Regions from separate parts of the Homo sapiens genome. Here region 2 is linked to region 1. A link is an interaction called in ENCODE POLR2A ChIA-PET data of the cell type or tissue named here. Cell type or tissue: HepG2. All regions are shown on one strand. Each heading gives the region's core, and the rest is flanking DNA. Links, peaks and the distances in the headings are about the cores only.

Evidence for each region. Peaks named below come from ENCODE experiments on the same cell type or tissue, not always from the same donor. Only the 100,000 strongest peaks of a DNase experiment are listed, where the experiment ranks them.
Region 2: POLR2A ChIA-PET joins it to region 1 with 5 read pairs; 3 of 35 experiments call an interaction of 5 or more read pairs at or near these places.

What each region holds. Positions count from the first base shown.
Region 1 is chr17:41,998,020-42,006,350 of GRCh38, forward strand. It overlaps DNAJC7 (DnaJ heat shock protein family (Hsp40) member C7), which reads right to left. Exons shown (of 14, transcript NM_003315.4): 2 at 2,463-2,551. Among named protein-coding and RNA genes, the nearest start is that of DNAJC7, 15 kb to the right of the region's middle. In HepG2, for the core only: no CTCF peak of the experiment used is centred there; a DNase peak (open chromatin) is centred at 4,982.
Region 2 is chr17:42,632,273-42,640,603 of GRCh38, forward strand. No RefSeq gene overlaps it. Among named protein-coding and RNA genes, the nearest start is that of TUBG2, 23 kb to the right of the region's middle. In HepG2, for the core only: no CTCF peak of the experiment used is centred there; no DNase peak of the experiment used is centred there; H3K27me3 peaks cover 974 bases.

The sequences.
Region 1 (8,331 bases), core at 281-8,280:
ATCCAGCTAATTTTTGTATTTTTTGTTGAGATGGGGTTTTGCCGCGTTGGCCAGGCTGGTCTTGAACTCCTGGCCTCAAGTGATCCATCTGCCTCAGCCTCCAAAAGCGTTGGGATTACAGGAGTGAGCTATTGCACCCAGCCCTGACACACTCTCTTTAGAATGCCACAGCCAGCACAGTGGCTCACACCTATAATCTCAGCACTTTGGGAGGCCGAGGTGGGCAGATCACTTGGGGCCAGGAGTTTTGAGACCAGCCTGGCCAACATGGCAAAACGCTGTCTCTGCTAAAATACAAATAAATTAGCCAAGCATGGTGGCACACACCTGCAATCCCAGCTACTCAGGTGGCTAAGGCATGAAAATCGCTTGAAACTAGGAGGTGAAGGTTGCAATAAGCCAAGATTGTGCCACTACACTCCAGCCTGGGTGACAGTGACACTGTCTCAACAATAAATAAATAGGCTGCATCCAAATTTCTGACTGCTTGTGCAAATGGACAGCAGCAAGGATACAATCAGTTTTAAAACAAAACAAGGTACGGCTTTGAAGTGTAGTGATTATCTTTTGAGGAGAGAGGCAGCTTATTAATCTTAATGAACTGTTTTGTATAATGAGACATTAAAATGAAATGTGCATGTTGAGCTGGGGTAAGCAAATTAGGTGAGAAGAATGCTGACACGGGATTAAAGTATGCTGGCAAATTAAGCATGGAGATAACTAAGACTTCTTTTATGTACAAAGGCCATTTTCTAAGGTAGTAAATGAATTGACAATGACTGAAATGTATTTAGGTGGGTTTTGCCATAACATTCAGTATTTCTGGAATTGCCTTTAATTTATCAAAAGAAAAACTACCCACCCCAGTTAGAAGAAGTTATCACAGCTGGGGATGGTGGCACATCCCTGTAATTCTAGCACTTTGGGAGGCCAAGGTAGGAGGATCGCTTGAGCCCAGGAGTTTGAGACCAGCCGGGGCAACATGGTAAGACCCTGTCTCTATTTTAAAAAATTTAAAGAGTTAAAAAAAAAGAAAAGAAAAAGAAAAAAGTTATCATTCATGAGTTTGTTTTTTTTTTTGAGACGGAGATTCGCGCTTGTTGCCCAGGCTGGAGTGCAGCGACGTGATCTTGGCTCACTACAACCTCTGCCTCCCAGGTTCAAGCAATTCTCCTGCCTCAGCCTCCCGAGTAGCTGGGATTACAAGCGCCCACCACACCTGGCTAATTTTTGTATCTTTAGAGACAGGGTTTCACCATGTTAACAGGCCAGGCTGAAATGAAATGTGCATGTTGAGTTGGGGTAAGCAAATTAGGGGAGAAGAACTCCTGACCTCAGGTGATCCGCCCGCCTCGGCCTCCCAAAATGCTGGGATTACAGGCATGAGTCACCACGCCTGGCCTTCATGAGATCATTAAGCCTGAAGGAGTTCATACAGTAACAGTTATCAACCCATTGGGCAAAAGGCTACTTCTCAGAGAGAAGCTACTTTTCTCAATTTTTTTTAATTTAATTTTTGAGATGGAGTTCTTTGGTCGTCCCCCAGGCTGGAGTGCAACGGCAGGATCTCAGCTCACTGCAACCTCCACCTCCTGGGTTCAAGCGATTCTCCTGCCTCAGCCTCCCTAGTAGCTGGGATTACAGGCACGCACCACCACACCCAGCAAATTTTTGTATTTTGTAGAGACAGGGTTTCACCATGTTAGCCAGGCCGGTCTCAAACTCCTGACTTTAGGTGATCTGCCTGCCTTGGCCTTCCAAAGTGCTGGGATTATAGGCGTGAGCCACTGAGCCTGGCCTATTTTTTTTATCTTTTTGAGATGAAGTCTTGCTTTGTTGCCCAGGTTGGAGTGCAGTGGCACAATCTTGGCTCACTGCAACTTCTACCTCCCGAGTTCAGGCAATTCTCCTGCCTCAGCCTCCCAAGTAGCTGGGATTACAGGTGCCCGCCACCAGGCCCAGCTAATTTTTGTATTTTTAGTAGAGACAGGGTTTCGTCATGTTGGCCAGAGTGGTCTGAAACCCCTGATCTAAAGTGATCCGCCTGCTTTGGCCTCCCAAAGTGCTGGGATTACAGGCATGAGCCACTGAGCCTGGCCTATTTTTTTTATCTTTTTGAGATGAAGTCTTGCTTTGTTGCCCAGGTTGGAGTGCAGTGGCACAATCTTGGCTCATTGCAACCTCTACCTCCCGAGTTCAGGCAATTCTCCTGCCTCAGCCTCCCAAGTAGCTGGGATTACAGGTGCCCGCCACCAGGCCCAGCTAATTTTTGTATTTTCAGTAGAGACGGGGTTTCGTCATGTTGGCCAGAGTGGTCTGAAACCCCTGATCTAAAGTGATCCTCCTGCTTTGGCCTCCCAAAGTGCTGGGATTACAGGCGTGAGCCACCAGGACTTGGCAGCTACTTTTAATAATATTTGGCAAGTAAATGTTTTCTAGCGTAAGTATCAGTTCTTTCTCACCTATGGCTTTTGTATAATAATTATAAGCTTCATTGTAATCTTTCTTGGCATAGTATGCATTTCCTTGTTCCTTGAAAGTCTCTGCTTCCCTGAAAATGAAAGAGAAAGAGAATCATGTTACTTTACAAAGGGAATAACCTCTGTAATCTTACAGGAGGAATCTTTGGTCTAGAGCCCGCAGCACACTGAGCTGAAAGTTAGTGTGATACTTGAAGGATTTATAGATTTGTTGAATAGGCCAATGGACCAAAAGGAGGTGCTAATGAAAGAATCCAAGTTCTTCAGATGCTCCTTTTTGTCACTTAGATACATTCAAACTAAATCAAGAAAACCCCTCTTATGTTCCTGCCTCACCTCACTATTTCTGCCTGTAGTCATCCTCCCCGCAGGACAAATTTAGACATTCCCTCATGGCAAGGAATTTTTCTATCTCCTTCCACAGTGTCACAACTGCTGCCTCTTTTGCAAACTTACAGGAAAAATGGTTACTCCATTCAGGGCAACTTATTTCTCAATGTGAAATAGGTCACATCCTCAAGAGTTTTAATAATTTCACCTCCTGAAAAGTGGCTCATGCATTTGTCACTGGAAGAACAAGCAGAGCAAAGGCAGGTGGCAAAAGAGTTAAAAGCATAGCATGTTGGTGTTTAAGACAGGAACAGAGCTGAGTGACAGCAGAGACTAAGACCGTGGATGACAGGGACATATGAGGTACAGGATGCCAGTGCCATACTATAAGGAGCACCCATCCACTGGTGTTCCCTCTTCCCATCACAACAATGTAGGTACTTGCTGCCCTCTTTGTACTCCCTCCAGTACCTTATATATTCAGCAACTGGGTGATAGCAGTATTTTTTCCCTACCTCTAAGATCTATTTTTTGAAACTGTGCCATTAGACAAAGTATACTTTCCTAAACTTTGTCCTAAAGGAACAATGTTATATAATTGGGAATTAGATTCCCGAGCAAGTACCTAGAATCAAATCAGACATGACCAACAGTGTTTTAAAAGAACTAGTAACCTCTATCAAGATACTCAAAATCATTCCACTGCTCAAGTGATAAAGATAATTCTTTACTGAAATGATTACTGCAACATTAACTAAGTACCTGATCATTTTTGTTATGAGAAACATCTTTCTTTTCCTGTTGTTCACATGCAAAAAAGAACCTAGTTCGGGGTTGCCTGAAGTTGAGGCAAAAGTCCTAGTTCTTAAACCTTGGTGATGGTACAGCAATTTACAGCTTGAGTCTACGGATATCTGCATTAGGGAGATTTGTGATTTACTTAAGTATTTTAAACTACAAACTGGTAAAGTCGCCCTCCTTTTATTGAGGTGATCCTCCCTCTCCATTCTTCTCCATCACTGTCCTGGCAAGCCCTACTAATATGAAAAGGCTGCTAGAAGGAGAAGGCAAATGGGAATGACCTATAAATGCTGACAGCTGTGAAATGTGATGGATATAAATCTGCTTGAGTAACTGTCTATACCAACTATCACAATGCTGAAAAGAGGCCTTCTGCTATGAAAAATCTTCAAGAAAGATCCCCCAATTGCAAGATTTAAAGAACCAACTGAAATCTTGCTACATGGTATTCACCATCCTGTAACTCTAAATTAAGCAAAGTGCTTATAAAAACTCTCAGGAGCCTATCCTTTAAGAGCAGACATGCCAAGGGATTTGAACAAAGGACTTCCCCAAAACTGGATTTCGATTAGTCAAACTGCTGTGAAGAAATGGAGTAGCAAATTCCAAAGTAAGACATTAGGCCCAAACTCCATCAGAGAAGATCTAGCCTCTTCTTCAGTTGGCTAGTGGCTAAGAATATACAAATCTTTGAGGAAAACGAAGACATCTAGGTACCTGGGGAGACACTGTGTCAGCAGTATAAAGCTTGTTAGTCGAAAGTGAAATAATGTACAGGGCTGCTGAAAGGTGCCCCTAGTCTCCTCCTTCCTAAGACACTACCCCTATGGAGGTCGGGGAGTTCAGGACTGGCTTCTAGAAAAAATGCAAAGGATGATTTTGGTGGACAGTTACTAATAACTACTGAGGCCAGGTACTTTCCATACAGTATCCTCTATAAAACACAGTCCGGTGAACTTCATTATTCCCATTTTTCAAAAGAGGAAATAAGGCCTGGGGGTTAAATAACTTGCCTGAGGTCAGGATGTTACCCATGTTTGTCAGAATACAAAGCTTGTGCACTTTCTACTATGCCAAGCTTTCTCTCTAATGCTTGCCTCCGCTTACTGCTAACTATTTTGAAAATTAGTCTGTACTACGAGGAGTAAGACATGGACAATATATGTAAGACATGGACAATACATATAAATTTGTTTAAACTAAGACACACAGTACACCCCACATGTAATATTCAACCCCAGAACCAAAATCGGTATTTAAATAAGCTAAATGACATTCCTAACAATTAGTCATAGAGGAAGCAGGGCTCCTTTCTCTTTAAGATGCAAGACCTAGTGAACTGGACTTTGCCTCCCCAAAGAAATGCATTTCATTTTAGTAAATGGTGAGTAGATTCCATTCTAGAGCAAACAAAGCAAGTAATGTAGAGTCAGCCCACAGCAAAAAGAACAAGAAGAATTGTGTTGTGACAAGTTGCCATGTTTTTAACCTCACACTGCACAGCATCAGGCCAGAATTAGCTATTCCCACACAACTGCCTCATGAAAAGGACTTATTTTCATAGAAACGTGGCTGATTAACAGCTGCCTAAACAATGGGCACTTAGTGCTTTTAGACTGAACGCTTATTTTTTGCCTTCAGGTCCAATGCCCAAAGTGGACTGGAGTCCCTCCTTCATTTTGAACCTCCCCACCAAATACACAACAAGCTTTAACCAGTGGGCCTGACCCTGCGAGACCAGTCGAGGAAAGAGTGGATCTTTGGAATCCAGCATGGCAGCAGCAAGAACTGAACAAGGCTGCATCAGGAACAATTCCAGTGTCAAATCCATTCAAGTCCTGCCCTGGAAGTCTGAGAAAGGGCTGAAGCTTGTTCAAGTTGCCTTTACAGCAAAGGGACTGAAGGATGAGATGTCAAAGGCGTGGGACTGGAAAAAAAGGAGAAGAGCTGGTTAACACTGGAATTGAAGGCAATCTGGTGGTGGCATCTGTCACTCACTCACTGCCAGGGTCAATTCATCTGATAGCCAAGTGAGGTTGTAACATGCACCTACTGAAACACACCAGTACTGAGAAAAGAAGACTTAGGATTAATTGGCTTCACCTAGACCAATTAAAAAAAAAAAGGATTCCCAATGCACTAAATTAAACTACAGATTATTTTCTGTGGCTACAAAATTAAATTCAGATTAAACTCTTAAATATAATACCACAGCAAAATATAGACTTGGCCATAACTGACCTGATGGTACTATTAACAACTACAATATATTTCTAGTGTTATTTCAGATTTTCGAAGCATTTCCAATGAAGATTTTCAATTTTTTTTTTTTTTTTTTTTTTTTAGATGGAGTCTAACTCTTTTGCCCAGGCTGGAGGGCAGTGGCATGAACTCGGTTCACTGCAGCCTCTGCCTCCTGGGTTCAAGTGTTCTCTCGCCTTAGCCTCCCGAGTAGCTGGGATTACAGGCATGTGCCACCATGCCCAGCTATTTTTTGTATTTTTAGTAGAGACGGGGTTTCATCATGTTGGCCAGACTGGTCTCAAACTCCTGACTGCAAATGATCCGCCTGCCTAGACCTCTCAAAGTGCTAGTAGGATTAAAGGCGTCAGCCACCACGCCTGGCCAAGATTTTCAAATGGCCTTCTGAGGTGGTTATGGCAATAATTTCACCTATCCTCCAACAGAGGAAGAGCTAGTGAGGCAACCAAGATGGCTGCACAGGTCTCCTAAGTCCTAGAAGTTTATGTTTTCCCCCACATCCTGTTAGTGTCAAGGCTTTTAGATTAAAACTAATTTATCCAGTTCTCCCACCAAATCCTTGGGTCAACTTCTAAGCAGAATAGCTTCACAGCTCTGATTCACCAAGAGATGCTGGGAATGACTCCACCTCCACCAATCCAGTCTTTTCATTTTAACTGACAGTAATAAAGTTGCATGAAAACAGCTACTGAAAGGTTTTCCAAAAAAATCTGTCCTCTCTGGATGCATGGAGGATCTCTCACAACAGGATCAGCACACTGGAAGCCCTGGCCTTCAGAGAAGACATCCCATTCATGGTCTCCTTTGCTATTTTAAAATGTATTTCTTTGTTTTTCAGAAATAACCTTGCTGGGCGCAATGTCTCACGCCTGTAATCCCAGCACTTTAGGAGACAGAGACAAGAAGACTGCTTGAGTGCAGGAGTTAGTTTGAGAACAGCCTGGAAAACACAGGGAGACTCTGTCTCTACAAAAATTTAAAAATTAGCTGGGCATGGTGGTGCAAGTCTGTAGTCCCAACTACTTGGGAGGCTAAGATGGGAGGATCACTTGAGCCTGGGAGGTTGAGGCTGTAACGAGCTGTGATTGTACCACTGCACTCTAGCCTGAATGACAGAGCAAGACTGTCTCAAAAAAACAAAACCACCCACCAGTAAGAAAACTGCAGCTTTGAAAACTTGCTCTTCTACAATAAATGTTCGTTAAAATCTGTATATCCTTTAGACATGTAGTTACATTATCTCTCTCAATTCAGCATTCATTCATTGCTGACACTAATTACTCCAACAAACACTGCTAAGGGAATCATTTGGTATCACACAGGTCTTAGCAGGGCTCAGCATCATGTGATTAAATCAGACAACTTGGGCTTATGGTTGCTAGCCAACTTTGCACATTTACAGCTCAACTAAATTAAAAACACATTAAAACATCATAGTTGACATTGCAACATGCCCCAAATTAGATGCCCTATAAAAATTTCCATTTTCTCTCTAAATACTTCCAAGTTGAACACTTAAGATCTCTGCGTTGGGTCAACTAGTCTAACTTTTAGCAATTAAAGCATCAATCAGAAACTTTAGTCAGCCTACACTAATGCAGAATTAATTGTGTGGTAGTTTTTAAAATGTCATTAACATGGCTGGGTTCTCTCTGGAATTGCTTGACATATCACGTATTTGCAGATTATTAAAACAGGGATGAGATTCTTCATCATTTTAAAATTTATTCCACCTCACTGCATGAAAAACAGACTAGCATGGTTTCATTATTCTGCAACACTTGTAACCTAGGAAATGTGGATCCAAATTTTATATGACAAAAAGCACACCGCACTGTGGTTTGATTTTGTTTTTTCTTTTTTTTTGAGACGAAGTCTGGCTCTGTCACCCAGGCTGGAGTGCAGTGGCGCAATCTTGGCTCACTGCAATCCCCACCTCCTGGGTTCAAGCAATTCTCCCACCTCAGCCTCCCTAGTAGCTGGGATTACAGGCACACGCCACCATGCCTGGCCAATTTTTTTTTGAGAAAAGAGCTTTATTTATTTATTTATTTAATTTTTTTTATTTTTTGAGACACAGTCTGACTGTCACCCAGGCTAGAGTGCAGTGGCGTGATCTCAGCTCACTGCAAGCTCTGCCTCCCAGGTTCATGCCATTCTCCTGCCTCAGCCTCCCAAGTAGCTGGGACTACAGGTGCCCACAACCACGCCTGGCTGATTTTTTTGTATTTTTAATAGAGACGGGATATCATCGTGTTAGCCAGGATGGTCTCAATCTCCTGACCTCTGTCACCTCTGTTACCTAGGCTGGAGTGCAGTGGCGCAATCTCGGCTCATTGCAACCCCCACGTCCTGGGTTCAAGCAATTCTCCCACCTCAGCCTCCTGAGTAGCTGGGATTACAGGCACACGCCACCACGCCTGGCCAATTTTTTTTTTTTTGAGAAAAGAGCTTTATT
Region 2 (8,331 bases), core at 180-8,179, 630 kb after region 1:
AAAAAAAAAAAAAGTTAAAAAGGTTAAATAGTAAATTTTATGTTATATGTACTTTATAAGTTTTTTTAAAAAATAAACAATTTTTAATTAAAAAATGTAACTGATGGCCAGGCATGGTGGCTCACGCCTATAATCTCAGCACTTTGGGAGGCCGAGGCAGGCGGATCATGAGTCAGGAGATCAAGACCATCCTGGCTCACACTGTGAAACCCCGTCTCTACTAAAAACACAAAAAATTAGCTGGGCGTGGTGGCAGGCGCCTGTAGTCCCAGCTACTTGGGAGGCTGAGACAGGAGAATCCCTTGAACCTGGGAGACAGAGGTTGCAGTGAGCAGAGATCGCGCCACTGCACTCCAGCCTGGGTGACAGAGCAAGACTCTGTCTAAAAAAAAAAAAATGCAACTGACTTATTTATATGGACTATATATCCCATAACCTTTCTAAACTCCCTTATTAGTTCTAAACTCCCATATTAGCTTTTTTTTTTTTTTGGTACATGCCTTAGGATTTTCTATGTACAATTATGTCTTCTGTAAATAATAGTTTTATTTCTTCCTTTCAAAAATAAAAATAGAAAGACATCTCTACATTAACAAAGGCACCAGAGTATACATTTTCTTTTTCTGTATCCTCAATAGCTTCTAGATAGGCCATGAAGGAGAAACAGTGCTACACAGAGGTCAATTCAGATTAGGAAAGATAAGATTAAAATTACTTTGATTCAAACACATGAGAACAGTTTAGGAATGACTATGCTTCAACATGTGATTAACAGCCATATATCACTCCTGAGATAGGGAGGAACTATGGCAGAGGGAAGCAGGGAAGTGCACACAAGTTTGTTTCCTTGGTTTATCAGCTCCTTATTTGAGCACAGAGTGATTCAACCAGCGAGCACTGCTTCAACCTGTTTGGTCTTGGTCTATCTAGAAAACTCACTGGCAGACTTGTTTCTATCGCTAACTTACAGTTGGGCTTGAAGCAAGCAAGGGAAGAGTTCTCAGAATAGTCACGGACTGGCCCAGACAGCCAGCGACTGTCTGAGACCTGCTGGGCCCTAGGGACAATCACCGAAGTCGGGAGAGGTAAGAAGCCAGAGGGGGCCGGGCGTGGTTGCCCACGCCTATAATCCCAGCACTTTGGGAGGCTGAGGTGGGTGGATCACTTGAGGCCAGGTGTTCGAGACCAGCCTGGCCAACTTGGTGAAACCCTGTCTCTACTAAAAAAACAAAAATCAGCCGGGCGTGGTGGCAGGCACCTGTAATCCCAGCTACTAGGGAGGCTGAGGCAGGAGAATCACTTGAATCTGGGAAGCCGAGGTTGCAGTGAGCCGAGATCGTGCCACTGCACTCCAGTCTGGGCGACAGAGTGAGACCCCGTCTTCAAAAAGAAAAAAAGGAAGCCAGAGGGGCAGGCCAGCCAGGGCTCAGAAAACAAGAGCTCCAAAACTAGCAAACGAAACACTTTTCATTAGTGCAAAGTGTTAAGGACTTAAAATATCCTTAAAAAGCTATATCTTCTCTCTCTTTTTTTTCCCATTTCTTTTTAGAGATCGGGCCTCACTCTGTCACCCAGGCTAGGGTGCAGTGGCATAATCATAGCCCACTGCGGCCTCGAACTCCTGGAAATATTTGGAACTATAGGCAGGGGCCACCATGCGTGTGTTTTTTTGGGCTTTTTTTTTTTTTTTTTTTTTTTTGGTAGAGACAGGGTCTTCCTATGTTGCCCAGGCTGGTTTCAAACTCCTGGTCCCAAGGGATCCTGCCATCTTGGCCTTGGGAGTCCAAGGGATTATACGCATATAATCCCAAATCCTGGGATTATACACATGTGCCACTGTGCCCAGCCTCCTGTCTTCAATTAGAGTGTGAAATTACTATTCTGAGAACTTTACAGTGTTGATTTTTTTTTTTTTTTGAGGCAGTCTCTCTCTGTCGCCCAGGCTGGAGTGCAGTGGCGCCATCTCGGCTCACTGCAAACTCTGCCTCCCCGGCTCAAGCCATTCTCCTGCCTCAGCCTCCCGAGTCGCTGGGACTACAGGCACCCACCACCACGCCCGGCTAATTTTTTGTATTTTTAGTAGAGACGGGGTTTCACGGTGTTAGCCAGGATGGTCTCGATCCCCTGACCTCATGATCCGCCTGCCTCAGCCTCCCAAAGTGCTGGGATTACAGGCGTGAGCCACCGCACCCGGCCTACAGTGTTGATTTAACAAACCAAATGATAGTAGGAAACTAAAATCATGTCAAATGTTAATGCTTAATAACAATATCCTAAATAGTTTTTAATTTAAAAATTTGCCTAGCACTGTGTTACTAACCTGTAGTCCTACCTACTACTAGGAGGCTGAGGCAAGAGAATTGCTTCAGCCCCAGGAGTTCAAGGTTGCAGTGAGCTATGATCATGCCACTACACTCCAGTCTGGGCAACAGAGAGACTCTGTTTCTACAAAAATAAATAAATAAGTAATAAATATCAATTAAATCAAAATGGACTAAAATTCTCAACATACATATAAAAATAATGGAAGCAGGCCAGGCGTAGTGGCTCACGCCTGTAATCCCAGCACTTTGGGAGGCCAAGATGGGCGGATCACCTAAGGTCAGGAGTTCAAGACCAGCCTGGCCAACATGGCAAAACCCTGTCTCTACTAAAAATACAAAAATTATCTGGGTGTGGTGGCAGGTGCCTGTAATCCCACCTACTCTGGAGGCTGAGGCAGGAGAATCGCTTGAACCTGGGAGGAGGAGGTTGTAGTGAGCTGAGATTGCACCATTGCACTCCAGCCTGGGCGACAAGAGCAAGACTCCATCTCAAAAAATAATAATAATAAAATAAATAATGGAAGATGTAGGAATAAAGGAATAATAACTTAATCCCAGATACTTAAAAAAATCAATTTACAAAATATAATAACATATTAAAACTTTATGTAAGAAATATATTTTACCATATTAGAAAATATTTCAGGCTGGGGACAGTGGCTCATGCCTGTAATCCCAGCACTTTGGGAGGCCAACATGGGAGGATCGCTTGAGGCTAGGCGTTCAAGACCAGCCTGGGCAACATATCAAGACCCCGACTCTATTACATTTTAAAAAAATATTTTAAGTTTTGGTCAGGCACGGTGTCTCAAGCCTGTAATCCCAGCACTTTGGGAGGCTGAGGCGGGTGGATCACTTGAGGTCAGGAGTTGGAGACCAGCCTGGCCAACATGGTGAAACGCCCATCTCTACTAAAAAAACAAAAATTAGCCGGGCATGGTTGTAGGCGCCTGTAATCTCAGTTACTCAGGAGGCTGGGGCAGGAGAATTGCTGGAACCCAGGAGGTGGAGGCTGCAATGAGCCGAGATCACGCCATTGCACTCCAGCCTGGGTGACAAGAGCAAAACTCCATCTCAAAAGAAGAAAAAAAAAGGTATTTGTGAAAGCATAGAAGCACAAATGGTTGGAATAGCAGGATCTTTTCTTTTCTTTTCTTTTTTGAGACAGGGTCTCGCTCTGTCACCCAGGCGGGAGTGCAGCGGCAAGAGCTTAGCTCACTGCAACCTATGCCTCCTGAGTCCAAGCAATCCACCCACTTCAGCCTCCCGAGTAGCTAAGACTACAGGCACATGACACCATGCCCGGCTAATTTTTGTTCTTTATATAGAAGCGGGATTTCACCATTGCCCAGGCTAGTTTCGAACTCCTGGACTCAAGTGATCTGACCACCTCAGCCTCCCAAAATGCTGGGATTATAGGCGTGAGCCACTGCGCCAGCCCAACAGCAGGATCTTAGAAAGGATCTCTGACAAAAGGCCCAACATAAATATATAATTGGTTAAATAGAAATCATGTTTAAGAAGGAAAAAAAATATGTGTAATTTTCCTAATAAAAGGAAAATACAGACCATGCACATAATACTAATACTATTATTTGTAAATGATTCAAATACATTTTTGAAAAAGAGAAGGATCTGAGTTTCCTCATTCACGATACGGTGAGTTAAACTAGACTTGTGTGCTTATAATGGGCCATAGGTGTGCTGGATCGGGACCCTTCCGCTCTGGCTGGAGCCTGCAGGCAGCCCATCCTGCAGCAAGCTGCTTCTTCCCTTCCCTTTTCTTGGGGTGTTGGATAACTTCTTCATTTTCTATGTGAACCCTCTGCAAGAAAGCCCGGGAAGCCTACTTAAGAAATGAGCTCCAGGTCCTGCTTAGGTCTAGCATGTGTCACTGTACCTCTAATAAATCATCATGATGCACTGTAGCAACAAGACAAACAGACAGAACCTCCATGTTGCACAAAAGGTAATGAAAATGACAGAAATGGCCGGGCGCAGTGGGTCACGCCTGTAATCCCAGAACTTTGGGAGGCTGAGGCAGGGAGATCACAAGGTCAGGAAATCAAGAACATCCTGGCCAACATGGTGGAACCCCATCTCTACTAAAAATACAAAAATTAGCTGGGCATGGTGGCGGGTGCCTGTAGTCCCAGCTACTTGGGAGGCTGAGGTAGGAGAAACGCTTTAACCCAGGAGGCGGAGGTTGCAGTGAGCTGAGATCGTGCCACTGCACTCCAGCCTGGTGACAGAGCAAGACTCCATCTTAAAAAAAAAAAATGACAGAAATACCCCTATTCTTCTAATAGCTACATTTCTGTAAGTTAAATACTTCAAAAAAGTTAGGGCTGGGCGAGGTGGCTCACACCTGTAATCCCAGCACTTTGGGAGGCTGAGGCGGGCGGATCACGAGGTCAGGAGATCGAGACCATCCTGGCTAACACGGTGAAACCCCGTCTCTACTAAAAATACAAAAATTAGCTGGGCGCGGTGGCGGGCGCCTGTAGTCCCAGCTACTCGGGAGGCTGAGGCAGGAGAATGGCGTGAACCCGGGAGGTGGAGCTTGCAGTGAGCCAAGATCGTGCCACTGCACTCCAGCCTGGGCGACAGAGCAAGACTCCGTCTCAAAAAAAAAAAAAAAAGTTGGATGGGGTCTTGCTATGTTGCCCAGGCTGGCACTTTTCTGTCTTTCTTTCCTTTTTTTTTTTTTTTAGACAGAGTCTCACTCTGTCATCCAGGCTGGAGTGCAGTGGTGCAATCTTGGCCCACTGCAACCTCTGCCTCCCAGGATCACATAATTCTCATGCCTCAGCCTCCCTAGGATTAGAGGTGTGCACCACTATCACCAGCTAATTTTTGTATTTTTAATAGAGACAGGATTTCACCATGTTGGCCAGGCTGGTCTCAAACTACTCGAACAAGTAATCTTCCCACCTCGGCCTCCTAAAGTGCCAGGATTACAGGTGTGAGCCACCTTGCCCGGCCTCAAATTTATGTTTGGAATAAGTTTTCCATTTAAAAGCAACTGTGGGCCGGGTGTGGTAGTTCATGGCTGTAGTCCCAGCACTTTGGGAGGCCGAGGTTGGCGGATCACCTGAGGTCAGGAGTTTGAGACCAGCTTGGCCAACATGGTGAAACTTCATCTCTACTAAAATACAAAAATTAGCTGGGTATGGTGGTGCGCACCTGTAATCCCAGCTACTTGGGAGGCTGAGGCAGGAGAATCGCTTGAACCTGGGAGGCATAGCTGAATCCTGAACATGTAACTTCAATCTGATCAGTTATGTATCTTTTCAATGCTCTTCAATAAAAGAAAGAAAAAGACTCAATTAAGCATATTGTAGAGCAGTGCTTCTTAAACTTGAATATGTGTACAAACAACCCAGGAACCTCCTAAAAATGTAGATTTAGATTCAGTAGGTCTGCATGTAGTGGGGCGTGAGACGGTATGTTTTTCTTTTCCTTTTTGTAAAAATAGAGACAGGATCTCTGTCACCCAGGCTGGGGTACAGTGGCTCGACCTTGGCTCACCGCAATCTCCGCCTCCCGGGCTCAAGTTATCCTCCCACCTCAGCCTCCCCAGTAGCTGGGACCACAGGTGTGTGCCACCATATCCAGCTAATTTTTGCATTTTTTATATTTTTATATTTTTTGTAGGGTTTCTCCATGTTGCCCAGGCTGGTCTTGAACTCCTGGTCTCAAGCGATCAGACTTGGCCTCCCAAAGTGCTGGGATTACAGGCTTGAGCCACTGCACCTGGCCTTGCTTTTCCTTTTTTTGAGACAGGGTCTGGCTCTGTCCCCCAGGCTAGAATGCAGTGACGCCATCATGGCTTACTGCAGTCTCAGCCTCCTAGGTTTAAGGGGTCCTTCCACCTCAGCCTCTGAGTAGCTGGGACTACAGACGTGCACCAACACACCTGGCTGATTTTTTTTTTTTTTGGTAGAGATGGGGGTCTCCCCATATTGCCCAGGCTGGTCTCAAACTCCTGGGCTCAAGCGATCCGCTCACCTCAGCCTCCCAAAGTGCTGGGATTACAGGTGTGAGTCACTGCACCCGGCTGAAATGGTATATTTTAAGCAAGCTCCCAGGTTGTCCAGAACCACACAGTGAAGAGCATGGCTACAGAACGGTGGTTCTCACACTTTCGGTGCATGAGAATCACTGGGAGGGCTTGTTAAACCAGATCGTTGGGCCCACCCCCAGGGTTTCTGACTTAGAAGGTCTGGGGTGGCATATGATATTCTGCATTTCTAACAAGTTTCTCCATGATACTGATGTTGCCTGTCCGGGGACCACACTTGGAGATCCACTGCTGCCAAGGAAAGCATATTAGATTGTGAGAGTCAAAACCCGGGTTACTAACTGGCCCTATGACTCTATCAGGTAGAAATGCATTCAACAGAACAACCAATTAACAGTAGCTTAAACAAATAATAGTTTGTTTTTCTCATTTGTTAAATCCAGAGGTGGGCAGTCCAGGTCTGGGGTGCTTCTTAGAAAGTCAGCAAGAACACGTGGTCTTTCTTTCTTTCTGCTCCACCATCACTAACGTGGCTTTTGCGTTCATAGGCACAAGATGGCTGTGGAACCAAGTTCCTAGCAGAAAGAAGGGAGCAGAGACTGGGCATGGTGGCTCACACCTGGAATCCCAGCAGTTTGGGAGATGGAGGCAGGATAATTACTTGAGCCCAGGAGTTTGAGACCAGCCTGGGCAATGTGGTGAAACCTGGTCTCTACAGAAAAAAACACAAAAATTAGCTGGGAGGCATGCACCTGTAGTCCCAGCTACTTGGGAGGCTGAGGTGGGAGGATCACCTGAGCCCGGGAGGTTGAGGCTGCAATGAGCCGAGATCATGCCACTGCACTCCAGCCTGGGTGATGGAGTGAGACCCTGTTAAAAAAGAAAAAAAAAAAAGGAAGGAGGGAGGGAGGGAACGAGAGAGAGAGAGAGGAAGAAGGAAGGAAGGGAGGGAGGGAGGGAGGGAGGAAGGAAGGTAGGTAGGAAGGAGCAGAGCCAATGGGGAAGGAGCATCCAGCTTCACTTGCCCTTTTGAGAAAGTTTACCCAGGAGCCCTGCTCCATGACTTCTGCTTACATCTCGTTGGCCTGAACTGTGGCAAACACAGACCAATCACTGGGCGGCAACTAGGGTGAAAGGGTGAGACTTGCTGCTTGACACTGTCTGCCACAGGGACCTCTGATGTAGACACAAAATCTTAAGCCATGCATAGTAGCACGCATTTGTAGTCCCAGCTACTTGGAAGACTGAGGCAGGAAGATTGTGTGAGTCCAAGAATTGGAGGCCAGCCTGGGCAACAGAGCGAGACCCTCTCTCTCTGTCTCTCTCTCTTTGAAACAGAGTCTTGTTTTGTCACCCAGGCTGGTGTGCAGTGGTGCAAAGACTGCAGCCTCGGCCTCCTGGCCTCAAGCGATCCTCCCACTTAGGCCTCCCAAAGTGCTGGGATTAGAGGTGTTAGCCACCATGCCCAAGACAAGGTCTTGCTCTGTTGCCCAGGCTGCAGTGTGGTGGGATGATCTCATCTCACTGCAGTGACCCTATCTCTTAAACAAAAAAATCTTAATATAATTTCAATGCTACAGAAGCTCCCAAAAGTAGGCACGTACCTCAGCTCTGTGACCCTCAGTCTGCTTATCCATAAAATGTATGAGATGCATGACTGGCATTTTGCGTAGGACAATTCATCAGCGTGTGGAGCTCTCCTGTGCATCGCAGAGTGTTTAGCCTCTCTAATCTCTAGGTACCAAATGCCAGTATCACCCACCCACAGCATTGTGATAAAACCAAAGGCCTCTGTGGGTTTGCAAATACCTTCTGGTTGGGTGGGGTATGGGAGGGGACCACCTTCCTGGGCTGGAAACCACCATACTTTTTTTTTTTTTCTGTCACCCAGGCTGGAGTGCAATAGTGTGATCGTAGTTCACTGCAGCCTCAAACTCCTGGGCTCAAGCAATCCTCCCACCTCAGCCTTTGGAGTAGCTAGAA